Linked DNA regions of Mus musculus: region 1 is linked to region 2. Evidence: chromatin contacts called from ENCODE Hi-C data. All regions are on one chromosome and are shown on one strand. Each heading gives the region's core, a stretch centred on a gene start or an enhancer-like site at or near the end of the contact. The rest is flanking DNA. Distances are from core to core; before and after follow the strand shown. Region 1 overlaps Npas3 (neuronal PAS domain protein 3). Region 2 holds the start of Npas3 (neuronal PAS domain protein 3).

Evidence for each region. A loop is a pair of places that touch in the nucleus more often than their neighbours do.
Region 1: a loop to region 2 is called in a map of left cerebral cortex, with 2.0 times the contacts of the local background. The contact joins the enhancer-like site here to the promoter of Npas3 in region 2. A Hi-C loop is called at or near these places in 3 of 37 maps with a recorded cell type or tissue (all left cerebral cortex).

The regions. Positions count from the first base shown.
Region 1 is chr12:53,297,202-53,302,258 of GRCm38, forward strand. The region is part of intron 1 of Npas3 (neuronal PAS domain protein 3); the gene reads left to right. Gm51419 (a long non-coding RNA gene) reads left to right here. Exons shown (of 2, transcript XR_003950183.1): 2 at 1-5,057. It overlaps 1700030L22Rik (a long non-coding RNA gene), which reads right to left. Exons shown (of 2, transcript XR_003950182.1): 2 at 1,523-5,057. Among named protein-coding and RNA genes, the nearest start is that of 1700030L22Rik, 17 kb to the right of the region's middle. Within about 2 kb of position 1,298, at least 1 of the 3 ENCODE cell types and tissues checked has a DNase peak (open chromatin) inside an H3K27ac peak, as active enhancers do; it is left cerebral cortex, where a contact is called at or near this core.
Region 2 is chr12:53,244,999-53,250,369 of GRCm38, forward strand. Npas3 (neuronal PAS domain protein 3) reads left to right here and starts at 3,434. Exons shown (of 12, transcript NM_001370962.1): 1 at 3,434-3,749. The coding sequence starts at 3,592.

The DNA.
Region 1 (5,057 bases), core at 48-2,547, 50 kb after region 2:
CTCCCCTGGCTTGCTCAGCCTGCTCTCTTATAGAACCAAGACTTCCAGCCCAGGGATGGTCCCACCCACAAGGGGCCTTTCCCCCTTGATCACTAATTGAGAAAATGCCTTACAGCTGGATCTCATGGAGGCATTTCCCTAACTGAAGCTCCTTTCTCTGTGATAACTCCAGCTTGTATCAAGTAGACACACAAAATCAGCCAGTAGACCTTGTCTTAGCCATTCCCAGGCATTCTCTTCCAACATGGAGATTTGGGATTGCACTCTGAAGGTGCCTAGCGAATGTGAAGTCAGAATAGGGTAGCTGCATAACTGTCGGTAGCCTGGTCTTCCCAGCTTCAGGTGGACTCTACACTAGGAGCGGGGACCTCAGAGGTTGCAACTTATGGCTGATCCTACCCAAGTCATGCATAGAGGGGCAGTGCCGTCTTTATCTTTGTTGTTTTCATGTTCTGAATCATTCTTATAGTTAAGGGATCTCTGTACCATATAGGTTTTTGTGTGTGTGTTACCAAGTAATTCTTAAATCTTGATGGCTTAGAGACCATTCTGTTCCTATCAGATACCCATTTCACCTCTGATATGCTATTGTCATGGTAGAAACATCAAAGCAAATTTAATCTCCCGATGATGGCACTGTTTAGCTCCCAGGTACTGCCAGTGTCTAGAGCTGAAGTCATGGAGATAATTGGCAATGGCTGGCTCTCTGCCTGATACAAAGCTTGTGGTGGAGATATTGTTATAGTAACACTTGCTTTATCAGTACTGTATGGGAGAAGGTAGGGAGCCTAGGAGGTAGGGCATCCATGTTTGCTGAGCCACATTAAGGCATAAACTAAAGACCTAAAACTTCAGACGCAGATAAATAAATGGTATATATACTGACAACTTAGAAAACAACACATGAAACTATGGTTACGTTCAGGATGATGCAAGAGTCCAAAGCTTTATGTAACCGGAGGGATGATGATGCTGATCAAATACAGAGGTCAGGCTGTGTGTTTGTAAAGGTAAATTACAATTCTCTGAGACATATTGCATTTATACTGGGGTCTCCCTAATAAGGTAGAAATACCCCACAGGCCCTAACAGCACTGGAGCTCACGTGAAAGGCAAGAAAAGTGAACGTAGGTTAGTCGTGACTGAGAAGTCCTAGAGGTTTGAGAGTAGCAAGAACAGATTCTAAGAAGGAAATGAAAGGAACACTTTCAAGGAGACTGCTGAAGAGCAGCGGCAGGAGATCTGAGGAAGTGAGTCGTTCTATGAGGGATTGTAGCCAAATACTGTAAAATCACGGCTCTGTGGGTGGGAAGACCTCAGCTGGCGAGAACTCTAGAGGAATTATAGCCAACTGCATACAGCGAGAAACTTTTGTACCAGAGACAACCACTCCATTCCACACCAGTGTCAAATATGATGGAAGAGCCTTTTTGCCACCACTTTGTATTTTGTGTCTGCCTAAGTTAAGCTTCTTTTCCAGTGTAAAGGGTAGAAGGTCTGGCCTCTGCTGGTTGTGCTTTCATTTCCCACCGTAAACGAGCCATTCTCTAATGAATTTGTACAGCGCTTCATTTGTAATTTACAGTGAGATAGTTTGAAGCGAAATAAAAGCCTTAGAAGAGTTAATGCCGCTGCCTTTTGGAGGAACCTGGCATCTTCAGGGACGCCCCATCACACACCGTCCGATTGTGACGTCTGAAATGGTAGCAGGAAATCTTCCCAGTTCCTTTTGGCATTATCACATGCTCTGATTAATTAAGCACTTTTGTTTACATAAACAGGATTTTAGCTTATCGGAGTCCAGAAGGAATTTGAAGAGGAGGATTTTTTAAGTTGAATTAATTGCCTTCTGCCCCGGGGAAAAAGCAGCAGCAAATTTGCAGAGAAACCCTCCTCGGGATTTTTCGAGTTCAAAGGTGATGGGAGTCAGTCTGGCGATCACTGGAGGAAGGGGAGGCAGGTGTGGATGGGGGGGCCGGGAGAGGAAGTGATGTGTCAATCTGTGTGAAACAATGTGTCACAAGCCCTGTGAATACTGTTCACACACATGCTTATGTTGGATTTTAATGTACACTGCTGAGAAAAGAAAGCAAATGCTCGTGGCGTTCCATGGTACCTTGTTATTCCATCTAACGGAACAGACACTTGCCAACTGACTTCCCGCCTATTAAATTAATACCGTGTTAACGAAAATTAAGAGAGGCTAATACTGCTCACACGTATCCTTCAGCAAAAGACAAAAAAACCAAACAGACCCATAACCAAAGTAATTAAATATACTAAACCCTTGTAAACTAACGATTAGAGAACAAAATATTTTTCTTCGTTAAGATGTTATTGTAAATGGATAAACTGTTTTTATAAAACCGTAAGTGAAATCCACAAGACAACGTAGTATTGGAACCTTGAGTATAAAAAGAATGGAATAGTCCTGCTCATAGTTATACTTTAAATATCTAAGTACATTGGATTCCTTGAATTGGGATCCTGTCTTTACCAGAAGCAGCCCCCAGGAAATGCCTTACAGAAGACGGAAGCAAGGAAGGCAGTTTCAGAAGGAAGCCTGGCTGGGACAGCAGAGGAGCAGCCCCGAGCCTCACTGCCAGCACAAGCACGGAGCGTTCAGCAAGTTGACTTGCCTAAGTCTCACAATATAACCAGAAATGAGAAATAATGCCGTGCACAACTCCCCTAGGGAAAAGCTGATGATACTTGTAAACATGGCGTTCATAGAGAGGCTTCAGAGCGTGGCAGTCTAAACGAGAGGAGTTCTGTTGAGTGCTTTGCTCATGGAGACACTAACCATGACTTAGCACCCAGCCTGTCTAGAGGAGGTTCCAATAAATAACCCATCCATCTTGTTTTTGGTTCTTATAAACTCAGCCACAGCTCTCCTGCAATCCCTCTCATTCTCTGATCACAATTTACCTTGCACTGCTTGCAAGTTTCTCTCAACTGCCATCTGGGGCCCGTTATCTCGTTCTAAGTCTCCCCTACTCAGCTGCTCTGTACTGCACATCTTCAGCCTCCCTCATTGTCTTAATCCCTGGTAAACCTGGAACTCCTCCTCATCACATGCCCGAGACTCCTCATGGCCCAGTGATCATCTTTAAGATATGCTGTTTTTCCAAATCAGCCCTTGTAACTTCTTGTTCTGTGCTCTAACTTCCTGAATGATTGAACCACTATAGCTGGAAGCCTCAGGCCATTTCTGACTCTTCTTTTCCTGCAGTTCCTGTCTCTATGTGTTCTTCATTTTGCATGTCCCTGTATCCCACTCCCTGGTCCTGGCTCAGTGTGGCCGTCGTTCATCTAGACATCTTGAGTGGCCACTTAACTACCTCATTCTTTTCAGTCATCACCTGCTTAGGAACGCACACTACAGAGAATGCAAAAGGGTTTCAAATCCAGTGTAGCAGGCCATTTAGTGGTTTATAAAAAATAAAACCGAATTTCCATATTATCCAGAACTTTCACTGGTAGGTAAAAAGTTTAGACTTAGACAAATACATATGTTACAAAGCAGAACTATTTACAATAGACAAATGTTAAAAAAAAAAGCACAAATTCCACCACCAGATGAATAAAGAGTGTGTTATCTGCATACAATAGAATATTATTTAGTCATTAAAAATCAGTACTGATACAAATATCGGTGTTAAGTTAGGAAAGCAAACAAAGTGGTTGTATCACTCTACTTCTATGAAATGTTCACGATACACACACACACATACACCCCAGAACTTTATAACTCAGGTTGCTGGTTGCTAGGTGACCATGCAGTTGTTTCCATGAGGACAGGGTTTCCGGTTGGAGGATGCCAAGATTCTGGTTCCAGGTTCATTCCCCAGTTAGTGATGCTGCATACTGCCCTGTTCACTTTAGAAGGAAAGGTTTCTGTTTGGTGGAGTTTGCTGTAGTTACTTACACAAGCCAAGCAACCTTTCGCTGGCTCCCCCTTGTGTACAGATGGAACTCCAGGTCTCTAGCTTCTCAGGAAGTCCTGTGCAAGCTGGTTAAGCCTTAGCTCCCACCTTCTGGCTGTGGCTGCTCTTCTTTCTCCCTTGCCTTCTCTACCTATGGGAATTGCTGCTCCTGTGAGATAATTTATGTCTTTTACTGCACCCAGCTTTGCCTCAAGATGCTCAGTCTGTCTGTCTTGGTAAGTCCAGCCACACTCTGAGACAGACCCTGAGTGTCAGCTCCCCTGGAAGGTAGCCCCTCCCATTCCATTTTCTGCCCATGGGAGCAACAGTCCTGGAGCCTTTCTCTCCTGCCCATCATAGCTGGTGCTCAGAGAGTGGACCGTCTGTAACCCACGTCTTTCTGCACGCCCCACACCCTGCAATGAGTGTGATGGATGACTACACTTAGCTTTTAAATAATAATTTTCTGTCTTAAGCAGTAATTTTTACTTCTTCAGTTATAAATTGATTGTGGTTAAAAAAAAATTTTCCAGTTGCACCTGGCCACATCTTGATTTTCAGATTTTCAGTATGAGTGCTATGTGGAATTAGATTGGAGTTGCAACCAGTGTTATGTTTTTTTGTTTTTGTTTTTGTTTTTTTTTTAATGTCACATAGCTGGGTTTGTAAATAATTAGCCAGTATACATTTGTGTTTTGTGAGAGGCATAAGGACTTTTCAATTTATTATAATTTCAATAGAGTTCTTTTTATATGTGAGCTATCAAAATATTGATATTTCTATTTGGATTTTGGTAGAAAAATTCTTGTTGAAAAAAGAAAAAGAACCACATTGTACCCATTTCATGTACAAGTAAGGCAAGATTGTGGTTGGATAATGGGGAGGGATGATTTCTGTTTGTATTTTACCCAGTACCAAGTACTTATTTATACAAAATAAATTTCTTCTTGGACAATTTCCTACATGTATATATGTATCAAAATGTACTCTGATTACTCTTATGTTGCACAGTTTCTCATCTCCCTCCAACATCTGATTGCTCAAAGTACTAAGAATAAGGAAGGGTGCTAGTCCTAAAGAGGACTTCGATCCCACGATCCCATGCCCTCTAAGGTTGGCAACATTGCAGAA
Region 2 (5,371 bases), core at 2,184-4,683:
GGCATCACACAATCCTTTTCTGTATCTCTACATCCACTAATATGTGTATTCGAATGGAGGGGCATGAAATGAGAAAGGATATAGTTTACTGGAGTCCTTCTGCTTGGGTAGCTGCCAGAACAACTTTCAAAATATTTCAAAACAGCTGCCAGCATGTAAGGATTTTAACAGGCAGGACAGAGTAATGCCTCCAAATCACTAATGAGAGAATAAACTTATATCTTGCTTAACATCCTTAGTGAACACCAAGATAAGCAGATCCTATATTTGCAAAGCAACCTTCTGAAATACTATATGTAAGAATAAAATACTGAAACAGAACATGCACGCCAAGGTAAGCTATTGTGGCACTTCTTCTTTGAGTATTTTTTTTTTTGTCTTTGTGTTTTAGCAAACGGTTTCTGGAGGGCAGCAGTCATACTAATTCTAAATATGAGTAATTGAAAGCTTCGTAGTCTGAGGTTGAATGTGCCCACTTCACAGCTTTGACAGTGTAGCATCCAATTGAACCGACTTTCAGAGGATGCAGTGTTAAACATCTGATGGGTTCTTTTGTGATAGTTTAGCCCCTTGGGCTTCTCAGAGGTGGGGGTGGGGGGGAACTCTAGGAAAGGAAGGGAAAATGAGCTTACATGTTTGCAGGCCAACTATTCTGCAAAATAACTAGTGGCTAGCAAAACACTCCCAGCTTCACCTAGTCATGGAATTGGTACTGAAGCAAAGAGGTGGTATTGTTTGTCCACAAATATATAACTCCTTGTTGATTGTGCAGAAAGATATTAAAAGAAAAACTTTCCTCTCTTTGCTTAAAAGAGGGCTTTTCTTTTTCTCCTGTTTTACTTGGTACATGGAGACTGCTTCAGCATCTCGGTTAGAAACATTAGAAACAGGTACAGTTAGAAAGATTGCATGGCACTACTGGTGCCCGCTACCCCCCAGATCTGAGTCACTCATTGGAAGTCTCCCTTAACCTGGTTTGCTTAGCTACAGGTGGCTATGTCAGCACTAGTGCCTCCCATGGGTCAACTACGCAGACAGATGCTGTTATATAGAAAGCCGTTGCTTGCTGAGGAATTCAGTTTTAACCTCATTCCTTAGTCTTTCGCTGGATTTTCTTTGGTTACAACATTGCTGGCCTTAACCCAGGTAGAAATGCTCTAAAACATCCCTGCCCTCTCCAGAATGGGTAGGAAGTCTCTGTCTCAGTAGAAAGCCTGCACAGAGCAAAGGGCTGGTATCTGAAATCCTTTCAGAGCTTATCCAAAGGTTGACAAGGCAAGGAGGTCAGAACTTTGGGCTGAGTGAGGGCCAAGGTCCCCCTGTAGGGGTCCTTAAGATGCTGGTTTCCACCAGCCCCGCCTCGCACTGCGTGCTCGACCAGGGTCTAAGCAGTTAGGTGATGCATTGAATGTCTAGTGCTTCTGCTTGAAAATGACCCGGAAGCGGGAAGTCAGGACCTTGCTTTGGTCTTCAACTAACTCGTGGGCTCCTTCGCACAAGCCACAGATGCTCATTACGATTCTTTTTACGTGCAACATGTGGGGGACGAAGCAGTTTCATATCTCCTGGTATTATCTGCCGTCCAAAGCATTTTCTTTGAGAGGAAAATGGAAACGCAGCTGCGCCGTGGGCTCGGCCAGCGAGAGCCAAGGCTCCCCCCTCCCAGTCTCCCTGTGACTGCTGGGCTCGGAGGCTCCTCCCGAAAGCCACTTGGGTTGGGGACGCCCAGAGGTTGCCCTGGCAGGAGCGGGATGGGGCCTGGCGAGGACTCGCCTTTGTCCAGCTCCTCTAGTTTCCAGAATCATCAGGGTGGGAGGGATAGCATGGGGCTGCTGCAGGGCGGGCATCTGGCTCTTAGATCCTGTGCGGAGTTGTCCTGCTTGGGAGCCTCTGTCACTCTACACCTCGGCAACTTCAGGCCAGTGGGTCCTGTCTCACTGGATCATGGTGGCCCACTGTTTCCCAGGCTCAAAGGGTTAAGCAGGAGCCTGACCGGGAGAAGCGCGATTGGCCCTGGGTCACGGCGGCGTGGAGGTCACAGTTAACTTGGGCTTGTTTGGAGGGTACAGCGACTGCCCTAGCCCTTCAGCTGCAGTGCCCAGGCCCTGAGTGCCAGATGGGAAGAGGGTACCAGAATGGGAAACCACCACTCCCCACCACCACCCAGCCGCAGCAGTAGCAGCAGCAGTTGCAGGAGTAGCAGCAGCAGCAGCAGCAGCCGCTAAGCTGGGCAGGGGCTTTGAGTGTGGGACATTAGCAGAGCTCTGTGTCCCTCAAGGGCTGCATCCGCCTGCTTCTCGCATCTCTGCTCCTGCTCACCAGCCAGAAGACAGGGGGAAAAGTGGGCAACCCGGGTCCTGGGGAGGGATGGAGGGAAACAATCAACTCCCACTCCCCCAACCCTAGCTCAGTGAAACCCAGTGCAAGTCTCACTAAAAAGGCGCATCCAAACTGTAAGGATCTCTCTTCACCCCCTAATGAAAGGCAGGCGTCACAATGTGAAGTAACAGGAAGGCGCGAGGAAATAAATGCACGTGTTTTCTCTTTTTGTTTCCTTGGTGTTTGGAATTCGCAGAGTTCTTTTCAATTGTGGCTACTAATTTATTCGTTTCCTCGGTCAAAGGGGGGCGTTAAGAGATGGATCATAGCGCAAACTAAGATCTAGCTGAGACCCCACCTCACAAGTTTCCCAAGACCAACTCTTCCGCTCACCAGGAGCGGGAAGAGCCCTTTCTTTTAAGCGACCCAAACTCTCCATTGTACAAAAGCGCCAACCCCCCGCCCCGCACTCCGTCGCCTTTGCAAACCACCTCTCCTAGATAACTATCAAGTTCTCCAGGAACCCAACTTGCGCTTGGTCACATTCGCTCTGCTTAATGTGGAGAATAGTGTCAAAGAGGGGTCCAGGCTGAAACGGGAGGCTCTGACGCCCCATTCCTACACCCGCGGGCTGGGATCCTGGTTTCTGGCAGCCTCGGAAGGCTGAAGCCAGCCCGGATGGTGGTTATTTCTCCAGAGAAAGGAGGAGAAAGAGCGCACCACAATCTTGCACTTTGGGTCGGAAGTGCGCGGTGTGTGTGTGTGTGTGTGTGTGTGTGTGTGTGTGTGTGTGTGTAGAAGAGGGAGGGAAAACGCACCCTCCACTGCTCGTTATTCCCTTGCACCGGCCAAGCGCTCGCCAAGCCTCCCGGTGCATCCTTCCTCCTTCACCCCCTCCTCCTCTCAGCTGGGCTCGCGCGGCGCTGCTGGAGCAGCCAGTGAAAGCAACATCCTGGAAAGAGGGGGGAGCAACAGTGCCCCCCAAAAGGGAGAAAAGGCCCCACCCTGACACGTTTTGCTGTTTGCAAGTCCCTCGCACACCCCCCGCACCTCCTCCTCGCCACCCCCCCCCACCTCAGCCCGCTGCGCGCACATCAAAGCGCCTCTCCGCCGCGCACAGTGGCCGCGGCTCACTAATGGGATTGCAGGCTGGTGCCTGGCTCCGCTGCTGCCGCCGCTCGCGCCGCTGCTGCCGCCGCCGCCCGAACCCGAGCCCGAGCCCCCGCCAGCCCGAGCCCAGAGCAGCCGCGCCTGGGGCTCCAAGCCGCGGCGATGATCCGAATCTTTCCGGATTTCAGCGTGCAGGTGACGGCCGCGGCGGCCGGCGGGGCAGCCGCTGGGGTACCGGCCGGTGCGGGCATGGGGAGGGCCGGCGCCGCGGCCAACGGCACCCCGCAGAACGTCCAGGGCATCACCTCCTACCAGCAGCGGTGAGTAGTCCCGTCCGAGCTGGGATAGTGCCCCCGTCTCGGGTACTGGGGTGGGACTCACTTTGCTCTTGTTTTGTGCCTTACAACACACATGCACCTCGTCAGGGCTTACTTTGCCTGCCCCTGTGCTATAGAAGGAGGGGGGGGGGGATACACAATCCGAATTGAAAAGCACTCTAGTGCACTGGCGAAGTGAAGTCATCCTTTGCCCTCTGCCAGGCCCCGAACGTTGAGCCTCAGCCCCGAGTAGCCAGAGAGTTCCAGTCAAGTCTGAGACGCTGCAGGAGATGCTTTTGCAAAGTTTGGGCTTCCTGCCCCCTTTCAGCAAAATGTTCTCAATGCCTCCGCGGGTGCGAATCCGCGCTGACGGACAGCCAGGGGAGCAATTGATCATCGGAGGCTGATTGATCATTTGTTTCCAAATAGGACAGAGACGATTTTCATGTGCAGAGATAGACTTGCGTTTCTACCTAATAGTGTGAGATCCTGTCACCTGTTACTACAGGGAATACAACGTGAAATCCGAATCTCTTAGGCGCTGTTAACTATCTTAAACGCATTATGATGCAAATGGATGGGATTCCGAGATCCAAGTTAGGAAGCAAATTTTACAAAAGTTAGGCTTGGTGGTGAAAGGGAAGTTTTAATATAGAAATTGTTTTTAGTTTTCTAAAGATAGTCTCTAGATTCAAAATAATTGTCATTAAAACACTGAGCAACCTTTGATTGAGGAAGGAAATAAAGAGAAATTTACCATCAACAGCTTTCTAACCCTAAAGTTTTCCCTTTAAGGATAACTTTCGATGTTCTAAGATTTTATTGAAAATGGGATTCACAAAATCGCTATGAGAAAAACTAACAATATAATCAAAAAGGTAAACTCTCTATTCATGAGGCTCAATTTTATGGTAGATGGAAGAAAAAAAAGCACATGAGAGTGTGAAATTAAATATTTGTGTTTCCCAGATTGTACACGATTAAACATCTGAGAGATTTGCCAATGGCATTTAACTTAAAATATACATAATGCATAATTCAAATTCCCATTTTACCTCATCTTTGAAACTTCATTGATTTGAGAGCCTTTGGTTTGAAACAATAGTATTTAAACTGCAAAGGTTACAGTAATCTGTCATTGCTATGTTTTGTGCCTTCTAACCAATGGCCCAGTGACCAGATTTTGCCTAACACAGTATTTTCCAAGTTCATGTAATTGCAAATATTCTGTAGAAGACTTCATTACATGCTCTGCTTATTGTCAAAAGTTTTAAAAAGAAGTCGTGGAAATAACTCTAAAGGGGCAAATCTTTGTCAGACACATATTTTTTATTAAATTATTTTAGTCATGTTTTACTCAAGCGATTACAAGAACCTTTAACAAAAAAGATCTGGGCATCTTTCAAAAGCAGAACACCAGTAAAGAATTCAGTTTCCCCATTTCATGGTTCAGGTATGGGTTTTTTTTTTTTTTTTTTTGTCTTTTATAAAACATTTAAATGACAATAGGATCTGGCGGTCACTTTAACTAGGAAGTGTAGGCAATAGTGACAATAGTGTGGTCTCTGAGGAAGAGATTCAAGGGTCAGAAATGTCACATGGCCTTTGGACAATTCCAGGGACCT